2 separate regions of the Homo sapiens genome follow, and region 1 is linked to region 2. A link is a loop called in an ENCODE intact Hi-C map of the cell type or tissue named here. Cell type or tissue: PC-3. All regions are shown on one strand. Each heading gives the region's core, and the rest is flanking DNA. Links, peaks and the distances in the headings are about the cores only.

Evidence for each region. Hi-C counts contacts between places; a loop is a spot of excess contacts. Peaks named below come from ENCODE experiments on the same cell type or tissue, not always from the same donor. Only the 100,000 strongest peaks of a DNase experiment are listed, where the experiment ranks them.
Region 1: it touches region 2 in a loop (2.9-fold over the local background); 1 of 110 quality-filtered maps calls a loop at or near these places.

The regions. Positions count from the first base shown.
Region 1 is chr19:14,869,376-14,873,851 of GRCh38, reverse strand. No RefSeq gene overlaps it. Among named protein-coding and RNA genes, the nearest start is that of OR7A17, 15 kb to the left of the region's middle. In PC-3, for the core only: a CTCF peak has its summit at 2,050 (motif pointing left); no DNase peak of the experiment used is centred there; H3K27me3 peaks cover 1,178 bases.
Region 2 is chr19:15,071,354-15,075,829 of GRCh38, reverse strand. No RefSeq gene overlaps it. Among named protein-coding and RNA genes, the nearest start is that of OR1I1, 8.6 kb to the left of the region's middle. In PC-3, for the core only: a CTCF peak has its summit at 2,473 (motif pointing left); DNase peaks (open chromatin) are centred at 1,269, 2,339 and 2,749; H3K4me3 peaks cover 972 bases; H3K27ac peaks cover 2,821 bases.

The DNA of each region.
Region 1 (4,476 bases), core at 318-4,317, 200 kb after region 2:
AGCATCCAGGGAGGAGCTCAGACTTCCATATGGAGACCTTCCTCTCTGAGACCCCATACAGGTGAGTCCGCCCAGTAGGTACTGCAGAAAATGTTCAGAGGCAATATAAGTCAAGAATATTTACCTAGTGTTACCTGAAAGCCAAACTAGCCTAAGTCAAGCTGAGAGATTGATGTGTGTTTGTTTGCCTGGTTGACTAATTTATATTTAATATAGTTAATATGTTAAAAAGAGAAGTGTTTGTCATACTAAGCAATGCAGGGATCATTGCTGACAACTAAGTGATAATAAAGGAAGTTGATTTGGATGAGATTGAAGAAGGAATGGAAGACAAAAAGTGGTTCCAGTAAATTACAACACATACTAGAAATTTTGCAGTGAAAGAAGCAGGATAGTAGAATATTTGGTGTGGAATGATGTGCAATGAATTGAGAGACTTTGGAACAAATTTTAAGAGAGGCGTATTTGAGCATGTTTCTGTGCTTAACTGCAAAGATCCACACCAATGGATTACTTGTAAATTCCATCTTGCAACAGCAGTTCACAAGACATACATTTCATAGTCTCTTCTTTCATGTTGGATATTCACATGAAAAATAAATGTTATACAATAGGTCAAAATGAGAATACTAAAGAGTTTTTGCTTGCAATTATTTTCTTCTTCTGGTGAGGCTGGATTTGTTTGCTTTTTATTTTCTCTATTGCAAATTATGCAAGTTCCCTGCTTTCATGTTCTGACGTCTGAATGTTTTCATTCTTTTGACTGCATTCTTTCAAACAAGAAATTGTAGCTTTTTCACCAACTTTGCTGAATAATGTTTAATTTTTATGTATGTAGAGGTGTATATCAGGAAAATGTGTGAAAGTTTATAAGCGTTGTGTGCTCAAATCTGTTTGTCATAATTTGTTCCCACCTCTCCAATTGTTTTTTGACTTAGAAAATTCTTCTGCATCATTGCTAGAAATATATCATCCTTCATAAGTATTTCCATCTTATTTCACATCTGTTTTTGCTTATTGCTTCCTTTTGTAATTAGATCTATTTTTATTTTTAATTTAATGTTTTAATTTCTGTTTTGATTGACAAAAATCATTGCATTCTTGTGGGGTGCAGTAAGATGTTATTTTATTTTTATTTCTATTTTTATTTTTTATTATACTTCAAGTTCTGGGATACATGTGCAGAACACGTAGGTTTGTTACATAGGTATACACGTGCCATGGTGGTTTGCTGCACCCATCAAGCCGTCATCATCTGCATTAGGCTATCCCTCCGCTAGCCCTCCACCCACCGACAGGCCCCGGTGTGTGATGTTCCCCTCCTTGTGTCCGTGTGTTCTCATTGTTCAACTCCCACTTGTGAGTGAGAACATGCAGTGTTTGGTTTTCTAGCAATCCCATTACTGGGTATATACCCAAAGGATTATAAATCATTCTACTATAAAGACACATGCACACGTATGTTTATTGCAGCACTGTTCACGATAGCAAAGACTTGGAACCAACCCAAATGCCCGTCAATGGTAGACTGGATAAAGTAAATGTGGCACCTATACACCATAGAATACTATGCAGCCATAAAAAAGGATGAGTTCATGTCCTTTGCAGGGACATGGATGAAGCTGGAAACCATCATTCTCAGCAAACTAACACAGGATAAGATGTTATTTTATATGTATTCATTGTAGAATGATTAAAGGAACCTAATTAATGTATCGGTCACTTCATACACTTATCATGTCTTTGTGGTTGAGAACATTTAAAATCTATGATACTAGCACTTTGGAAATATATAATACATTATTCTCAACTAAAGTCATCATGCTGTGCAATAGATTACTAGAACCCATTCTTGCTAACTTTATATCCTTTATCTAATGTCTCCGCTTTCTGCATCCACCCCACCCCATACTCCAGTCCCTGGTAACCACTGCCTTACTCCTCTCTATCCCTATGAGTTTGATTATTTAGATTCTGCATATAAATGAGAATATGCAGATCTATATTTTAAAGCAGTAATCTACTGCCATCTTGTGGAAGATACTCTTTTGCACTCACAACCTACAATTGAATACAAACTAAAATTACATTCAACTTAAGATCTTTTTCGTAAGCATATTTGGATCCATTTATACTTAGATAGGAATGAAATTATGGCTTTAAATACTGTTTCTTCTACTGCTAAAAAAAGCGTATTTTAATTTTTTTACTTTTAAGTTCAGGGGTACATGTGCAGTTTTGTTACATAGGTAAACACGTGTCATGGGGGTTTATTGTACAGATTATTTCATCACCCAGGTATTAAGCCTAGTACCCATTAGTTATCTTTCCTGATCTCCCTCCTCCCACCCTCCACCCTCCAGTTGGCCCCAGTGTGTTTTTCCCTTCTCTGTGTCCGTGTGTTCTCATGATTTAGCTCCCACTTGTAAGTGAGAACATCTGGTATTTGATTTTCTGTTCCTGTGTTAGTTTGCTAAGGATAATGGCCTCTAACTCCAACCATGTTGCTGCAAAGGACATGATCTTGTTCTTTTTTATGGCTGCATAGTATTCCATGGTATATATGTACCACATTTTCTTTATCCAGTCTATCATTCATGGGCATCTAGGTTGACTCCATGTCTTTGCTATTTTGAATAGTGTTGCAATGACTATACGTGTGCATGTGTCTTTATAATAGAATGATTTATATTCCTATGGGTATATACCCAGGAATGGGATTGCTGGGTTGAAGGATATTTCTGTCTTTAGATCTCTGAGGAATTGCCACACTGTCTTCCACAATGGTTGAGCATTTATTTGCAGATGTTTGCCACTTTAATTTTGAATTTCTGACTCACGTCAGTAATTTATTTCATATCTTTTCTTTCATAAGTTTGTTTTAGATTTTCATTATTCAAATCTTACCTGGTATCCATTTCCTTTCTAATGCTGTAATTGGTGTTGAGAAGGGCATGGGAGTAACATGCACCCAGGAAGCCACAGCAGATGTGTATGTGTGTTCCGTATATATGTGTGTATGTGTCTATGTGTGTGTGTGTGTTTATGTGTGTGTGTGTGTGTATGATGCTTCAGAGTGAGAAGAAGTTTCAGACAAAGAGATCCTGAGTTACATATTCCAAATGACAACACAAAATATGAACGTCAGATGTGTATATGTGTTCCGTGTGTATGTGTGTGTGTGTGTTTCTTTAGGGTGAGAAGTTTCAGACAAAGAGAACCTGGGCTATGTATTCCAAAAGATAACTCATCATATGAACATCAGAACTCAAGGCCACAGCAGGAAACAAAGAGGAAGTTCATTGCAATTCATGGGGCGCCTTTGCAACCAAATTAATAAAGTGCAAATGCAACATCTGGACAGAAGGACTCCTTGTGTCTTCAGGTTTCAGCAGCTTCCAGGCCAACTCCTTCCTCAATATCCTCTGAAACCATCTCTCATTCCTCTCCTCTTGCTTGTTTGCCTGCCACACTGGCTTACTTGTTGGACTTGAACATCTGAAAGAAGAACACGCCTCAGGGTCTTTCATTGTCGTTCCTTCTGCCTTGCATACGCTTCTGCAAGGAACATGGTGACTCCACCCTGTCTTCATTGTGGTCTCTGTTCAGTTGTCACCTTGTCTACTGGTCTTACCTGACCACCCAATAAAAAATAACACTCCATCCACATTCTCCTTCTTACCTCTTTCTTCTTTTGTTTTATAACATCACACATTCATTTTCTGGACAGTGCCTGGAATATGCCAAAATCCACTTTATATTCCTCAAATGCATGAAAGATTTTCTCATTAAAACTTTAGAATACATGCTCTCTGCCAAGGACTGAAGGTAGAACATGTATTCCTGATTAATATTGTCAAAATTGGCCAGGTGCGGTGGCTCATGCCTATAATCCCAGGATTTGGGGAGGGCAAGGCAGGCAGATCACCTGAGGTCAGGAGTTTGAGACCAGCCTGGCAAACGTGGCAAAACCCCATCTCTACTAAAAATACAAAAACTATCCAGGCAAGGTGGCGGATGCCTGTGTCCCAGCTACTCAGGAGGCTGAGGCACAAGAATCACTTGAACCTGGGAGGTGGAGGTTGCAGTGAGTGGGGATCGTGCCACTGGCCTTCAGTCTGGCAACAGAGTGAGACTTTGTCTCAAAAAGTAAATAAATAACTAAATAACAATATTATCAAAATGCCCATAATACCCAAAGTGATCAAAAGACACAGTGCAATCCCTGTCAAAATACCAATGACATTCTTCACAGAAATACAAAAAAAATTGTATAATACATATGGAACCATCCAAGACCCTACATGGCTAAAACAATGTTGAACCAAAAGAACAAAGCTGGAGACATCACACTATCTGACTTCAAACTATATTATGAAGCTATTGTACCTAAACCAGCTTCGTGCTGGCATAAAAACATACACATGGGCCAAAGGAACAGAGACGAAAACCCATAAATAAACACATATTTACAGC
Region 2 (4,476 bases), core at 204-4,203:
CAAATAATCCCTTGATAAATATCGTTCTATAGGGTGGATTCCCAGTGTGGAATTTCAACTAGGTGTTGTTCTAGTAACTTCCCCCAAATGCAATAATAAATCACATTCCCACGAACAACACACAGGTGTGCCCTTTTCAACACATAGTTGCAAGCACTGGGTTTCATTGCATTATTAGTTTTTGAATGATTGCCAGTCTGATGAGTGAAAACTAGTAAGTCATCTTTACTCTCATTTTCTTTTTTTTTAAAAATATATATATTTTTATTATACTTTAAGTTCTAGGGTATTCATTTCCCTGGCTGATAGTGAAGTTGACCTCTTTTTCTTTTTCTTTTTTCTTTTTTAACTTCACTAGCAGGAAAGACCTCTTTTCATTATTTTATTTTATTTTTATTTTATTTTATTTTATTTTCAGATGGAGTCTCACTCTGTCACCCAGGCTGGAGTGCAGTGGTGCGATTTTGGCTCACTGCAACCTCCGCCTCCCAGGTTCAAGCGATTTTCCTGCCTCAACCTCCTGAGTAGCTGGGATTACAGGCACGTGCCACTAGGCCCAGCTAATTTTTGTATTTTTAGTAGAGACAGGGTTTCGCCATGTTGGCCAGGCTGGTCTCGAACATCTGACCTCAAGTGATCCACCCGCCTCAGCCTCCCAAAGTGCTGGGATTACAGTCGTGAGCCACCGGGTCTGGCCCGTTTATTTTAATTTTTTAAAGAGCTTCTCACCTGTGGCTGCCCATTTCAAAGATTATCTGCATATTTGGACACATTTAGGTTATTTGTGTCTTATTTGCAGAAGATCTTTGTATCTTAGGTGTATTGACCTTTTAGTTGTAACAGCTGTTATCTGGCCCAGGACTTGTACAAAATATCATTAACCCTGACACATCTGCATGCTTGAACTGGTCTCTAGACCCCAGTACTTCAACTCTTGCTGCCTACTGGAATCACTGGGGCAGCTAGGGTTGATATTGTGGAGGCCTGGTGGCAGGGCCCAGCTCCCCAAGATTTAGCTTTCAATGGTTTGGGACACAGAAATCAGGATATTTTTATCACAGTAAGATTCACATAATATAAAAGTCATCATTTAAACCTTTTTAAAGTGTACAATTCAGTGGCATTTAGTACGTTCACAAGGTTGTACAACCCCACCTCTATCTAGTTCTAGAACACTTTCACCCCCTCAAAAGGATACTCTATCCCCATGAGCAGTCACTCCCCATTCCCACTCCCTAGCCCATGGCTACCTCTAACCTACTTTCTACGTCTGTGGATTTATCTATTCTGGACACTCATGCAAATGGAATTATGCACTATGAAGCCCTCTTTGTCTGGCTTCTTTCACTCAGCATCATGCTTTCTTTTCTCTTTCTTTTCTTTTTCTTTTTTAAGACAGGGTCTTTCTCTGTTGCCCAGGCTGGAGTGCAGTGGTGTGATCATGGCTCACTGCAACCTCCACTTCCAGGCATCAAGTAATCCTCCCACCTCAGCCTCCTTAGTAGCTGGGACTAAGATGCACACCATCATGCCAGGCTAATTTTTGCATGTTTTGTAGCGATGTGGTTTCATCATGTTGCCCAGGCTGGTCTTGAACTCCTGAGCTCAAGTGATCCTCCTGCCTCAGCCTCCCAAAGTGCTGGGATTACAGGCATGAGCCACTGAGGCAGGCCTGTTTTCAATGTTTATCCACATTGTAGCATGAATCGGTACTGCATTCTAATTTTTTTGTTTTTTTTCTTGTTTCTTTTTGAGACAGAGTTCTGCTCTGTCACCCAGGGTGGAGGGCAGTGGCGCGATCTTGTCTCACTGCAACCTCCACCTCCCAGGTTCAAGTGATTCTCTTGACTCAGCCTCCCGAATAGCTGGGATTACAGGCACACACCACCATGCCCGGCTAATATTTTTGTATTTTTATTTTGTATTTTTTAGTAGAGAAAGGGTTTCGTCGTGTTGGCCAGGCTGGTCTTGAACTCCTGACCTCAGGTGATCTGCCTGCCTCCAGGGTTCCCTAACATGTTATTCCTAACATAGGGAATCTTCTTTCCTTTCTGGATCTTTTCCCTGATCTAGGAGAGAATTAACTAAGAGTCTGGTACCTTTTTAAGTCTGATAATATTTATAATCTATTCTCTCTGAAGCCTGCTACCTGGAAGCTTCATCTGCATGATAAAACTTTGGTCTCCACAATCCCTTATCTTAACCCAGACATTCCTTTCTGTTGATTCCAGGTCTTTAGATAATAATTCTTTTCAACCAATTGCCAATCAGAAAATCTTTGAATCCGCCTACGACCTGGAGGTCCCTGCTTCCAGTTGTCCCGCCTTTCCGGCCTGAGCCAGTGTACATTTTACATGTATTGATTGAGGTAAGCTCTCATTGTTGAGAGCCTGATTCTGTCGCTGTTCGGGGCACCACTATGTAACCTACCACGACCCCTGGTGGACTGAACAAAGGGGGCGAACGCAAGAATAAAAGACAAGAGACAAAAGAGTATATTTGGAAGAAGGGGTCGGGGGCACCTTGCCTCTAGTGGACAAGGGCCCTGAGCTTTACACAGCCCTCCGTATTTATTAGGCAAAAAAGATAGTGAGAAGCGGGGTGGAAGAAGGAGTCCAGGGGCTCAGTCCAGAGTAGGCTTGCAAGACTGCATTCCTCGAACAGCAGGCTCTAGATGTTGCAGTAGATAACCTCCACGCCAGAGATTGCCTCCGGCAAACCTTCTGTCGGCAGGAGCAGTCGTGAGTTTGCTCACATCCTGCATTCATGGTACACAGTTTGCTGTTTGATCACGTAGCCTCCGGTGGAATGCTGAGTTGGTCACGTCCCACGGGTCTTCGGCTCCCTACATCTCACGTCTCCCTAAAATGTATAAAACCAAGCTGCACCCTGACCATCTTGGACACATGTTCTCAGGATCTCCTGAGGGCTGTGTCATGGACCATGGTCGCTCATATTTGGCTCAGAAAAAATTTCTTCAAACATTTTATAGAGTTTGACTCTTTTCAATAACAGATGGTACTTTATTTTTTTAAATTGCCAAATAATATTATATTCTATGGATAACTGTACATTTATTTATTTGTTTATTTATTTATTTTGAGATGGAGTCTCGCTCTGTTGCCCAGGCTGGAGTGCAGTGGCACAACCTCGGCTCACTGCAACTTCCACCTCCCGGGTTCAAGCGATTCTCCTGCCTTGGCCTCCCAAGTAGGTGGGACTACAGGCCCCCACCACCATGCCAGGCCAATTTTTGTATTTTTAGTAGAGACGGGGTTTCACCATGTTGGTCAGGCTGGTCTTGAACTCCTGACCTCAAGCAATCCACCCACCTCGGCCTCCCAAAGTGCTGGGATTACAGGCATGAGCCACTGTACCCAGCAGGTAACTGTACTCTTAAGTAAAGAGACAGACTCGCTTTAAAGGAAAATATGAACGAAATAATAGTACAGGAGTTTGTTGATATGGGGTGAAGGTGGTATGCAAAGAAGATCAGATCTTGACATGGCGCTCACTTGCTCTTCCTTCAGATTCCCGTTCAAATGTCACCTCCATGACCTTCTGTCTGGGTGTAGAGTTTCCTTTTAGGTAATAAAAATATTCTGGGACGAGACAGAGGTGTTGGTTGCACAGCACTGTGAATGCACTAAATGCCAGTGCTTGAATATTTTAAAATGGTTAAAGCGCGGCCGGGCATGGTGGCTCATGCCTATAATCCCAGCACTTTGGGAGGCTGAGGTGGGAAGATCACCTGGGGTCAGGAGTTTGAGACCAGCCTGGCCAACATGGTGAAACCCCGTCTCTACTAAAAACACAAAAATTAGCCGGGCATGGTGGTGGGCGCCTGTAATCCCAGCTACTTGGGAGGCTGAGGCAGGAGAATCGCTTGAACCCGGGAGGTGGAGGTTGCAGTGAGCCGAGATCATACCACTGCACTCCAGCCTGGGCAACAAGAGCAAAACTCTGTCTCAAAACAAAAAACAAAAAACAAAAAACAATGGTTAAAGCGATACATTTGATATTATGTGTATTTTGCCACAATAAAAAAGCATCTTGCTCCCATGATTCTGTAACCCACTTACGATGTTTTATTTTTCTCCATGACACTTAGCACTAGCAAAAATATATATTGCAGTGCTATGTGTTTGCTTATCACAGCATTTCCGTACACAATGTCAGTTCCATGAGATCAATGACTTTGTCTTTGTCGGTGATGCTATTTCTAGCACCTAGTACAGCATTTGGTATTTGACAGAGATTCGATAAATTATTTTAATGCAATGAATGAGTGAACAAATCTATTGAAATTAAAATGCTCATACACTTTTTTTTTTTTTTTTTGAGATGGAGTCTCGCTCTGTCACCCAGGCTGGAGTGCAGTGGCGTGATCTCGGCTCACTGTAAACTCCGCCTCCTGGGTTCACGCCATTCTCCTGCCTCAGCCACCCAAGTAGCTGGGACTACAGGTGCCCGCCA